Regions from separate parts of the Homo sapiens genome. Here all the other regions are linked to region 1. A link is a contact called in ENCODE Hi-C or POLR2A ChIA-PET data. All regions are on one chromosome and are shown on one strand. Each heading gives the region's core, a stretch centred on a gene start or an enhancer-like site at or near the end of the contact. The rest is flanking DNA. Distances are from core to core; before and after follow the strand shown. Region 1 overlaps SHLD1 (shieldin complex subunit 1). Region 2 has its middle 64 kb from the start of GPCPD1. Region 3 has its middle 58 kb from the start of SHLD1.

The links. A loop is a pair of places that touch in the nucleus more often than their neighbours do. ChIA-PET counts read pairs that join two places held with the same protein, here RNA polymerase II (POLR2A). Pooled maps may share reads with other maps.
Region 2: a pooled map shows a loop between it and region 1 (10-fold over the local background). The contact joins two enhancer-like sites. A Hi-C loop is called at or near these places in 2 of 37 single-sample maps with no recorded cell type and 10 of 50 pooled maps. POLR2A ChIA-PET finds 5 or more read pairs at or near these places in 3 of 52 experiments (activated CD4-positive, alpha-beta T cell, activated CD8-positive, alpha-beta memory T cell and activated T-cell).
Region 3: a map with no recorded cell type shows a loop between it and region 1 (8-fold over the local background). The contact joins two enhancer-like sites. A Hi-C loop is called at or near these places in 5 of 37 single-sample maps with no recorded cell type and 5 of 50 pooled maps. POLR2A ChIA-PET finds 5 or more read pairs at or near these places in 2 of 52 experiments (activated CD4-positive, alpha-beta T cell and naive thymus-derived CD4-positive, alpha-beta T cell).

Annotation. Positions count from the first base shown.
Region 1 is chr20:5,841,117-5,844,902 of GRCh38, reverse strand. The region is part of intron 2 of SHLD1 (shieldin complex subunit 1); the gene reads right to left. Among named protein-coding and RNA genes, the nearest start is that of CHGB, 68 kb to the left of the region's middle. RefSeq lists an enhancer at 517-586. Within about 2 kb of position 1,747, at least 4 of the 41 ENCODE cell types and tissues checked have a DNase peak (open chromatin) inside an H3K27ac peak, as active enhancers do.
Region 2 is chr20:5,672,660-5,676,445 of GRCh38, reverse strand. No RefSeq gene overlaps it. Among named protein-coding and RNA genes, the nearest start is that of GPCPD1, 64 kb to the right of the region's middle. Within about 2 kb of position 1,970, at least 6 of the 41 ENCODE cell types and tissues checked have a DNase peak (open chromatin) inside an H3K27ac peak, as active enhancers do.
Region 3 is chr20:5,690,015-5,693,800 of GRCh38, reverse strand. No RefSeq gene overlaps it. Among named protein-coding and RNA genes, the nearest start is that of SHLD1, 58 kb to the left of the region's middle. Within about 2 kb of position 1,705, at least 2 of the 41 ENCODE cell types and tissues checked have a DNase peak (open chromatin) inside an H3K27ac peak, as active enhancers do.

The DNA.
Region 1 (3,786 bases), core at 498-2,997:
GAATCATTTGAACCCAGGAGGCGGAGGTTGCAGTGAACCGAGATCGCACTACTACACTCCAGCCTAGGCGACAGAGTGAGACTGTGTCTCAAAAAAAAAAAAATATATATATATATATATATATATATATATGTCTACTACACAGTGATAGATATTATATCAAAAGGAAACTCCAGACAAACAAGCATTTATTTGTAACTGTAACTGGAAGGAACATCAGCCTTACCAATAGCTACTGCCCCATCCTGGCATTAGAGTTGAAGGGATGAATCATAGTGAACATTACCCATCTCACAGCAGGAGGACTATGATTATACAGAGGTCCCTGGTGCACCCTCTGCAAAGTAAACATGATCCTAGTGTGGGCAGAAACAGCAGGTGCCTCAGTGTGTGGGAGTGTCAAACACAGAAGCCCAGGCTGGTAGAGCCCTCCAGCCATCCCCAAACACATCCCTCTAAGGGGGACCTGCACCAGGATGTGGGTGGGACTGAAATGACTCAACCTCCAGAGAGCCTGATGGTGGCAGTGGTTTTTGTAAGTTGATGACAGCTATTAATCAAGCAAAGAGCTTCAGGAAAAGTTTGAGTTAGTAAATACACTGAAGAAGAGAAACAGGCAGCATTAAAAATAAAACAAAAAATTGTGAAAATAGGCAGAGAAGATCTAGAGTTCACAGAATGACTGCTGGCTGAGTCAGAATCACAGCGCTGAATTAAACGGGCAAGACAAGAAGGAAACACCATGAGATCAGTTATAGGAGATCACTCTCAACACCCATGCCTCCCATTTACACTTGAATTTAAGGAGAGCAAAGCTTTGAGCCTTCTCTCCTGAAGCACATAACATTGGAGAACACAGAAAACTCAAAGAAACTGGAAAAAAGCCACAAAATCTAAAATTTGCGTGATACAACTTACGCAGAAAAGGAATATAGACAGAAGACAAGTGAAAACTGAGGCTAAGTGACAGAGAAAGATGGGTTTGGGATGCATTTGTGTTGGGAAATTTTCTAACATGAGTTATTAAGGGCTAGAAGTGAGGAATACATGGAATTGAATTTCCACCTTCGCGAGGATACCTCTAGTGTGGTCACAGAAATAGTTACTTATTTTTGACAAAAGAATATGGTAGACAAGATATTCTGAAAATCCTTCCTGTTACCAAACATCTAAAACTGTTGGATAAAATATTTTTGAAAAATCTTTTAAAATGTTTGACTGAGCTGGTAACAAAGCAAGGAAAGCCTGTACAGACCAAAAGCAAAATGAGAATAGAAGTTCTGAGAGGTCTGCAAACCCTGAGCTGGTGTCTAGACCTAGCATGTCAGCTTCAACGTCCACACAGGGTTCAGGACACAAAGCCTAGGGCCATGGCAAGGTGGGGGTGCTTAACAAGAAATCACCACATAAAGCTGAGAGCCCTGAAGTTACGCCACCAGAGAAAAAGTGAACTAGAGAACAAAATACGCCTTGTAAAAGGTTATAGTAAAACAAAACAAACAAAAACTTGTCTTGGCCTTGGCTCTGGGTAGAGAGAGAGAGAAAAAAAAGAAATATCTGCCCCAAGATTTAACCTGATAAAAGAAAATAAAAGGAAAAAAAAAAAAGAAAAAAACAATTGATCATGAGCCAGAACTCACATGTGTTTGTGCTCAAATTGAAACTATTTTTGTGGTCTAAAAACCTCTAAGCCAGCTATTTATTTTAATATGGTTCCAGACTGACATGCCCTCATATGTCTAGTGAAAGCAAGCGTAAACCTTAGAGGGATGTACTTTCAACCAAACACCAAAAGAAACCGTCCACACAGAGTTCCATTGAACATGAGCTCAAAATGCACAGGGAAAAAACAAATCTACCTTTACCGAGTGGGAGTAAGCAAAGTGAGCCAGCAAACAAGGCCCATGGTGGCTTCAGATATTGGCGTTAACACAATCAGGATATAAGGCAAATATGCTTAATATGTTAAAGAAATAAAATGGGAAGTTGAAAGTTTGAGTTAGGAACAAGAGACTACAAAAAATGAACAGGTAAATGAGAAAAATAAACAAAAAGCACAATGAGAAAATGTTAAATTACAGAAAAAGAAAAAATATAGTAATAGGTATTTATACCTCAGCAAATAGGTAAAACAAGACTAGAGTCCAGTGGAAAGATAATTAGAAAATAGAAATCAGAGTTGAAGATATTACTTACAATTTAGCATAGAGAGAGAGATAGAGAAAAAAATAAGAGATATGGAAGTCAAAGTGAGATGGTCCAACATGCATGTAATTGGAATTTCAGAAAGAGCTAACAGAGAGAACGAAGGAAAGGCAATGCACAATGAGACAACGAGTTAATGGGTGGGAATTTCTCAGAACTGATAAAGCACAAATCCTCAAATTTATTAATCACAATGTTCTGTAAACAAGAAGGCAATGAAACAAGACCTTCAAAGTTCCAAGAAAATAATTACCAACTTAGGGACGTGCAGGCAATGGTGAAGGAGTTAAGACATCAGTCTCTTAACTGGCCAGATCGACCAAAATAATAAATGTCATACCCAGATTGCCCTTATATCCAAAGCTCATTTTCTAAAAGTGCTTGAAATAGACAATATTCTTACCACTTAGGCTGATGTACAGAAATTTTATCTGAAGGTAGAGGAAGGAGCTACATACAATTTCAAGGTTTTCTATTCCTTTAGTGACACATCTATTTAATTCACCAAGGTAGTCCAGCTATCCTTGAAACAGTATTCCAATGCTAGACTCTGATCTCAAATCACACGTGATCATCTTAAAAGTATACAGTTCATCTCCACTCTATATTTTGTTTCTGAAAGTTTCATTCCATAATAAGCCAGTTATGCAAAATCATTCAACTTCAAAGTTGTTCTAGGTTGGTTTTATAAAAATTGTAAAGGCTATTAATGTTTTGTAGACAATGTTCTCTTTCTCCATAGTCAACTATTTCCATTTGCTTTTTAAGTAACTTTATCTTCCTAACTCAGCTCATGCGTGCTGCTCTAATAGCCTCTGCATTGCACTACTGAGTGTGCAGCCATTGGCCCACAGACAAAGATATCTATTCCAAACACTCTTTTGGAAAAAAGGGAAAATAATTATTTCTACTCTTTCATGATATTCACTCTTTGAAGAGATCATGAGAAAGAAGCTGTTTAAGCTTCAAGAAAGCAGTTAAATGTACTTTTAGTCAATAAATTATGCCAATCATAAGATAAACAGAGGCAGAAATTATGAGTCATGGAGTTATTACTGATAACATTTACTGCCTTATTAACATTTTAGAATTTTCTGTTATCTAAGGTTCTCCATAAATTTCATTTCACATATAAATGCATAAACCTAAAAAGGAATACAAATTTGAAGGATGCTATGAAGAAGAAAAAGAAATGAAAAATAACCTAATTATACTGGTCATTCTGGATGACTAAATTTTTTTGACCTCTAAGTGGCAAAACCTCAAATGCATTTGAAGCTTTAGCTCCTAATGGGGCCCCCAAAACACCCATGCACACAATAAATCTTTCATGCAAATTTCTGTTTTTCTATATTTTGATCTAGGTAGTGGTTATGTGGGTATACACCCACATATATAAAAATTCACCAAACTGTAACACATAAGATTTATGTACTTTACTATATGTAAATGGTATTCCAATTAAAAAAATATTTATGTATACATATGCATGTGCACACACACACACACACACACACACACACACACTCGCTATTTTCAGTAAGTTATGGATGTGGCATAGAAATTAAGTTTTTTCAAAAA
Region 2 (3,786 bases), core at 721-3,220, 170 kb after region 1:
CTCCTTCTGTCGCCCAGGCCGGAGTGCAGTGGCACAATCTCAGCTTCCTCCAACCTCTGCCTCCCAGGTTCAAGCGATTCTCCTGCCTCAGCCTCCCAAGTAGCTGAGATTACAGGCAGGCACCACCATGCCCAGTGTACTTTTTGTGTTGTTAGTAGAGATGGGGTTTCACCATGTTGGCCAGGCTGGTCTCAAACTCCCAACCTCAGGTGATCCACCTGCCTCGGCCTCCAAAAGTGCTAGGATTACAGGCATAAGCCACTGCGCCTGGCCTTAAAATATTTTAAAAAATATTCTCCTTGCATAATGAGGTTTAAAAAAATGAAGCGTTTCCTAATTCAGAATGATACAAGGGTGTCACCTGAGGCCCAAGATGGATTGCATGCGTTGGAAAGTTCTCCCTCACCTGGGACGCCCCAGATCCTTTCTTCACCAGCACCTTCTTCAGAGACACAAGAGAGGCTGAGCATGGTGGCTGACACCTATAATCCCTACATATTAGAACGCTGAGGTGGGAGAATCACTTGAAGCCAGGAGTTTGAGAGCAGCCTGGGCAACATAGCAAGACCCTATCTCTACAAAAAAAATTTTTTTTAATTAGCCCAGCATGGTGGCATGTATGTAGTCCTAGAAACTCAGGAGGCTGAGGCAGGAGGATTGCTTAAACCCAGGAGGTCAAGGCTGCAGTGAGGCAAGACTGCACACTGCACACTCCAACCCGGGCAACAAGATAACTTCTATACACGTAGATGAGGCAGTTCCGCCTCTTTGCCTAAAGATTGTGGGAAGTGTGCAACTGCAATGATAAAAAGGACACTCTATGTGACAGCAAGATAAAATTGGCTCTCAGTCAACTGTGAAAGGCATTGCATGGGTGACAGATGAGTGTTATTAACAGAACAGATTATTTGCTTCTTTCTATTTCTGCAAATTATTCTTGTTAACTACAATCTAAACTCGTCTGTTTCCATGTTGTTGAGGAAGTTCTCTGTGTAGCCAAAATAGACACAAAACACTGTTGAAAATTGCACAATTGCTCAAATTCCTTGAGTAAAACATTTGGTACTCTTGAAATCTTCAAACTAGAGTCAAAGCCTATATTGCCTTGCCCAAGGTAACTGGTGTATGCATATGTGTGTGTGTGTGTGTGTGTGTGTGTGCGCGCGTGCGCATGCAAGTGCCTGCATGCAGCAAACAAGTTACATTTATTTCTGTAAAAAAGTAAATAATACTGAAGTGTAGAGTTGATATGACAGCTTTCCTACCCCAGCCTTATCCCAGTCCTTTCCTTTATCAGAAATAAACACCGCTATTAATGAGACATGTTTTCTACTGGGCCATTTTCTATGCATATATAGGCATACCCACATATATTACCTTTAGTATTAAGGCTTTGATATCATGTTTGGTGTTCTACAACTTGCTTTTCTCTAATATGCAAAAGTTTGTATTTTTATTGATAAATTACTGTGAGACACACACAGTTCAAAATGTTGTGTATGGCCAGGCAAAGTGGCTAATACCTCTAATCCCAGCACTTTGGGATGCTGAGGCGGGTGGATCACTTGAGCCCAGGAGTTCGAGACTACCCTGGGCAACATAGCAAGATCCCATCTCTACAAAAAAATAAAAATTAGCCAAGCACAGTGGTGCACTCCTGTATTCCCAGCTACAGTCCCAGGAGGCTGAGGTAGGAGGATCATTTGAACCTGGGAGGTCAAGGCTGCAATGAGCCATGATAATGCCACTGCACTCTACTCTAGATGATAGAGCAAGTCCCTGTCTCAAAAAAAAAAAAAAAAAAAAAACACAGTGCATGTATTGCCCCATTTAATTCTCATTAACAGCCCTAGGAGGCACATAATACTATCTTTCCGATTTTACAAATGGGGAAGTGGAAACTTAGAGCGCTTTAGGCGGCTTCTCCAAGGTCTGACAGACAGGAAGTTTCAGAAACATGATTTGAATCCAGACAGGCCCTCAGTGGTTACCCCTGAGCTATGTTGCTCTATCTTGCCATGTCACCACATATAGGTCTTTCTAATTGTTTTAGGTGCTGTGTGGTTTTTCAATAGAACAGACCAATCATAGTTTACATAACCATTCTTCCATGCTAGACATTTGTGTTGTTTCCAGTGCTTTATGACTCATGCCTCTTCTTGTACACACCTCTTCATGCACATGGGCAAATATTTCTCTGGAATAGATACCTGAAATTGGAACCACTGTGTCATAGGGCATGCATACCTAAAGTATTGACATATACCACTAAGTTCTTTTCAGAAAGGGCTCTGCCAATTTTCAGTTCCACCAACAGTAGGTATACACATAGATGGTTGGTATTATTAGCGAGAATAACCATCCTCACAAACTCTGATTGCTAGTGATTTTTAAGGTATTTTCTAAAGTGATAAGCAAAAAAAATTTTTTTGGCAAAAAATATTTTATTAATGGTTGTGACCTCTATTTCCTTCGTTTTTAATGAGATTAAAATCTTTTCATATATTTATTGGACTTTTTTCTTCAACTTCTGTAAATTGCTGTTATCTTTTGTTCAATTTTCTATTGATTGTTTTTATTTTTCTTATTGACTTGTTTTATATATATGTATACACACACACACACACACGTATATGTATATAATGATTAAAATTCTTTTCCTGGCCAAGCATGGTGGCTCATGCCTGTAATCCTAGCACTTTGGGAGGTCAAGGTGGGCAGATTGCTGTAGCCCAGAAGTTTGAGCCTGGGCAACATAGCGAAAATCTGTCTCTACAAAAAATACAAATAATTAGTTGGGTGCGGTGGTGCGTGCACCTGTAGTCCCCGATACTTGGGGGGCTGAGGTTAGAGGATCACTTGAACCCAGGAGGTCAAGGCTGCAGTGAGCTGAGATAATAGCACTGCATTGCAGCCTGGGTGACAAAGTGAGACCCTGTCTCAAAATAAATAAATAAATAAAAATGTTTTCAGAAAAATAAAACTCTTTTTCTGCTCTGCACATTGTAAATACTTTTTCTCAGTTCATCTGCTGTTAAGTTCACTTTTGGTGTCTTTGACTCAAGAAATGTTTAATTCTCATGAAAACAAATTCAATGGTCTTTTTGGGGGGAGTTCAGGGGTTAAGTCTCACTCCCCACTTTTAGAAAAACCTTTGTTCCTTACAACAAAAGTAAATATATAATACATGTTTATTGTAGACAATATAGGCACTACAGATAAATGAAAAGTAAAAGTAAAAATCAAGTATAAACCTATCCCTCAGTTACAAAGATTATTAATATTTTGGGTATTTCCTACTAGTACTTTAAACATAAGAACAGATATAATTCAATATTATGTATATTTAAAAACAGATATGGCCGGGTGCGGTGGCTCACGCCTGTAATCCCAGCACTTTGGGAGGCCGAAGCGGGCGGATCACGAGGTCAGGAGATCGAGATCATCCTGGCTAACACAGGTGAAACCCCGTCTCTACTAAAAATATAAAAAATTAGCCGGGCGTAGTGGTGGGCGCCTGTAGTCCCCACTACTCTGGAGGCTGAGGCAGGAGAATGGCGGGAACCCGGGAGGCGGAGCTTGCAGTGAGCGGAGGTCGCGGCACTGCGCTCCAGCCTGGGTGACAGAGTTAGACTCCCTCTCAAAATAAAATAAAATAAAATATAAAATAAAATAAAATAAAATAATAAAATAAAATAATAAAATAAAATAATAAATAAAATAAAATAAAATAAAATAAAATAAAATAAAATAAAATAAAATAAAATAAAAACAGATCTGATATGA
Region 3 (3,786 bases), core at 456-2,955, 150 kb after region 1:
AAAGGATACTTTAAGATGTCTGCAATCTGGAAATACCTGGGGGCTTTTTTGTTTGTTTTTTTTTTTACTTGTGACAAAATCACAATTCCTGCTAATATCATTGTGGTTTGTTGCCCACATTCATCATGGAAGGGGAAGGTCAATTTCAGTTGGAAGTTAGTGAAAATAGGAATGATTCTTTTCCTAGCCAAGTTTGTGGACCTCCTAAATTTTATTCAGACTCGTTGGGATCCACAGATTCAGGCTCAAAAGTCCTGAATTGTTATTTCACTTTCCCTAAAAATAAGCCTCCCCCTCCCGCCCACCTTTTTTGTGTGCAAAAAAAGGCTGGAGTGCAATGGTGCGATCTTGGCTCACTGCAACCTCCGTCTCCCAGGTTCAAGCGATTCTCCTGCCTCAGCCTCCTGAGTAGCTGGGATTACAGGCATGTGTCACTATGCCTGGCTAATTTTGTATTTTTACTAGAGACAGGGTTTCTCCATGTTGGTCAAGCTGGATTACAGGCAGGAGTCACCGTGCCCGGCCTCTCACTTTTTTTTTAATGGAGTCTTGCTCTGTCACCCAGGCTGGAGTACAGTGGTACAATCATAGCTCCCTACAGCCTCGAACTCCTGGGCTCAAGCAATCCTCCTGCCTCAGCCTCTTGAGTAGCTAGGACTACAGACACTCACTACTGTGCCTATTTTTTTTTAAATTATTATTATTTTGTAGAAATGGGGTCTTTCCTTGTTGCCCAGGCTGGTCTTGAACCCCTGGCCTCTCAAGTGTTCTTCCCTCGGCCTCCCAAAGCACTGAGATTACAAGTGTGAGCTGTGCTTGGTTCAGTCTGGGTGAGCCTACAATTGAAAATACCTCACAGGGTACCTCGAAGCTGCTACCCACCTTTCTGGCCTACTACTCCACTGGACCCCTTGTCTCCATGCACTCTTTGTGTGGGCATAGCCAACTAGCCAACATTCACCCACTGGTGGGACAACAACAGAAGTATTGCTTATCATTATTGAGGGCTGACCAGGTGCCATACTCTTTTAAAGCATAACCTAATTTAATCCTGTGGCTGGGCATGGTGGCTCATGCATGTAATCCCAGCACTTTGGGAGGCCAAGGTGGGTGGATCACCTGAGGTCAAGAGTTCGAGTGTAGCCTGGCCAACATGGTGAAACTCCATCTCTACTAAAAATACAAAACTTAGCCAGGCAGGGTGGTGGCGCGCGCCTGTAATCACAGTTACTTGGGAGGCTAAGGCAGGAAAATCGCTTGAACCCAGGAGGCAGAGGTTGCAGTGAGTGGAGATCACACCACTGCGCTCCAGCCTGGGCCACAGAGCGAGACTCTATCTCAAAAAATAAAATAAAATAAAATAAAATAAAATAAAATAAAATAAAATAAAATAAAATAATTTAATCCTTGTGACAGCACAATGAGGCAGGTCCTACCATAATTCCCATCATATAGCTGATGCTCAGAGCAGTGGAGTGACTTGCCTAAGGAGAATAAGCAGTGAGGAGTCAGAGTCAGGATTCAAACCTGTTTGTCCAACTCCAGATTCAAATCCTCTAGCCACTTCACAGAACTCTTTTGCTTGTTTTTGGGCCTCTGTGTGCATAACCATTTCCGTCTGCCTGCAACACCTGCTCTGGTCTCTGCCTGGTAAACCCTCACTCCCTTCAAATGCTGCCGGTGCTCCCCCTTCCCTTGGCCCCTTGGCCTCACTGGTTCAGTGCACACCAATCAGACTGCCAAGTGCTAGCACCTGCAACCTTTTGCCTGAGTGTTTTCTGAAACTGTTGGTGCCTGCTCTGCATACATACATCGAAGGGCTGAGTACTAGGGAATTAATGGCCCCAAAAGAGGCTCCCAACCAATATTGATGGAAGCAGATGCATAAATCCCCGTCCCTCCATCCCTCCCAGACAAAATCTACAGTTTCCCAGCATCCCCGAGAAGGATAAAGCTCCAGCTGCCTACAATGGTAACTTGCTTAATAAGTTTGGTGTTTTTTTTTTTTTTTTTTTGTAAACAAGGTCTGGCCCTGTCACCCAGGCTGGAGTGCAGTGGCGTGATCCCGGCTCACCACAGTCTTGACTTCCCAGGCTCAAGCAATCCTCCTACTTCAGCCTCCCAAGTAGCTGGGACTACAGGCATGCACCACCGCTCCCAGCTAATTTTTGTGTTTTTTGTACAGACGGGGTTTTGTCATGTTGCCCAGGCTGGTCTCTAATTCCTGAGCTCAAGTTATCAGTCCCCCTTGGCCTCCCAAAGTTCTGGTTCTGGGATGACAGGTGTGAGCCACCATGCCCAGCCTGATTCACTTTTTTTTTTTTTTTTTTTGAGATGGGGGTCTTGCTCTTGTCGCCCAGTCTGGAGTGCAATGGCACAATCTTGGCTCACTGCAACCTCTGCCTTTCCGGGTTCAGGCCATTCTCCCGACTCAGCCTCCGGAGTAGCTGGGATTACAGGCGCCCGCCACCATGCCCGGCTAATTTTTGTATTTTTAGTAGAGATGAGGTTTTGCCGTGTTGGCCAGGCTGGTCTCAAACTCCTGACCTCATGATCTGCCCACCTCAGCCTCCCAAAGTGCTGGGATTACGGGCATGAGCCACCGCACACACTTTTACTGACTTCTTTCCTTTTTTCTGTCTCACTCTGTCACTCCCTTACTGTTGATTCCTGGGAACATCACCCAAAACCATTGCTTGCACTGGAATCTCATCTCAGGCTCCACCTCTAGAGGACCCAAAGCATGCCTTCTCTGAGAAGCCTTCTTCACTTTCCCTAGCAGAGCTGGCTATTCCCTCTTCTGCCCATGGCCTGGGACACACTCCATGAAGGTCGTATTCACATTGGCTTGCAGTAGTTAGTTGACATGTCAGGGTGTAGGTTTCCTATTGCTGCTATAGCATTACTACAAATGGAGTGGCTTAAAGCAATTTCATTTATTGTCTCACAGTTCTGTAGGTCAGAGCCCCACTCTCAAAAACTCTGGCTCAACTGAGTCATCTGCTCAGGGCCCCAGAAAGCCTCACTCAAGGTGGTGACAGGGCTGGGTTCCCTACTGCAAGCTCTGGGGATGGATCCCCTTCAGGTGTTGGTCAAATTTAGTTCCTTGTGGTCGTAGGGCTGGCGTCCCACCTTCCTTGCTGGTTGTGAGCTGAGGGCCAGTCTTTGCTCCAAGAAGCTTCCTGCATTATTTCTCATGCTTTCCATGTGGCCCCTTCACAGGTCAAGTCTTTCTCACACTTAAAAACCTCCCTGACTTTTCTTTCTGCCACATCTGTCTGACTCCAGCTGGAGAAAATTCTGTTTTAGGGGATCATGCGATTAAATTGGGACCACCCAGATAATACAGTATAATCTCCCTATTTTAAGTTTTTGGGTTTTTTTGAGACAGGGTCTTGCTCTGTCACCCAGGCTGAAGTTGGAGTGCAGTGGCACGATCACGGCTCAGTGCAGTCTCTACATCCTGGGCTCAAGTGATCCTCCCAACTCAGCCTCCCAAGTAGCTGGGACTATAGGCCCGTACCACATGCCTGGATACTTTTTTTTTTTTTTTGTAGAGATAGGGTTTCACCACATTGCCCAGGCTGGTCTTGAACTTCTGGGCTCAAGCGAGGCCACCTCAACCTCCCAAAGTACTGGAATTACAGGTACAGGTGAGTCACTGTACCTGGCCCATTTTCCCTATTATTCCTATTACTTCCTGGGGTTGCCTTCATATGGTATTTCTACCTGGTCTCTAGCTCGCCGAATGGATACAGCCTTTGCAAAAGTTTTTCTGTTATTATT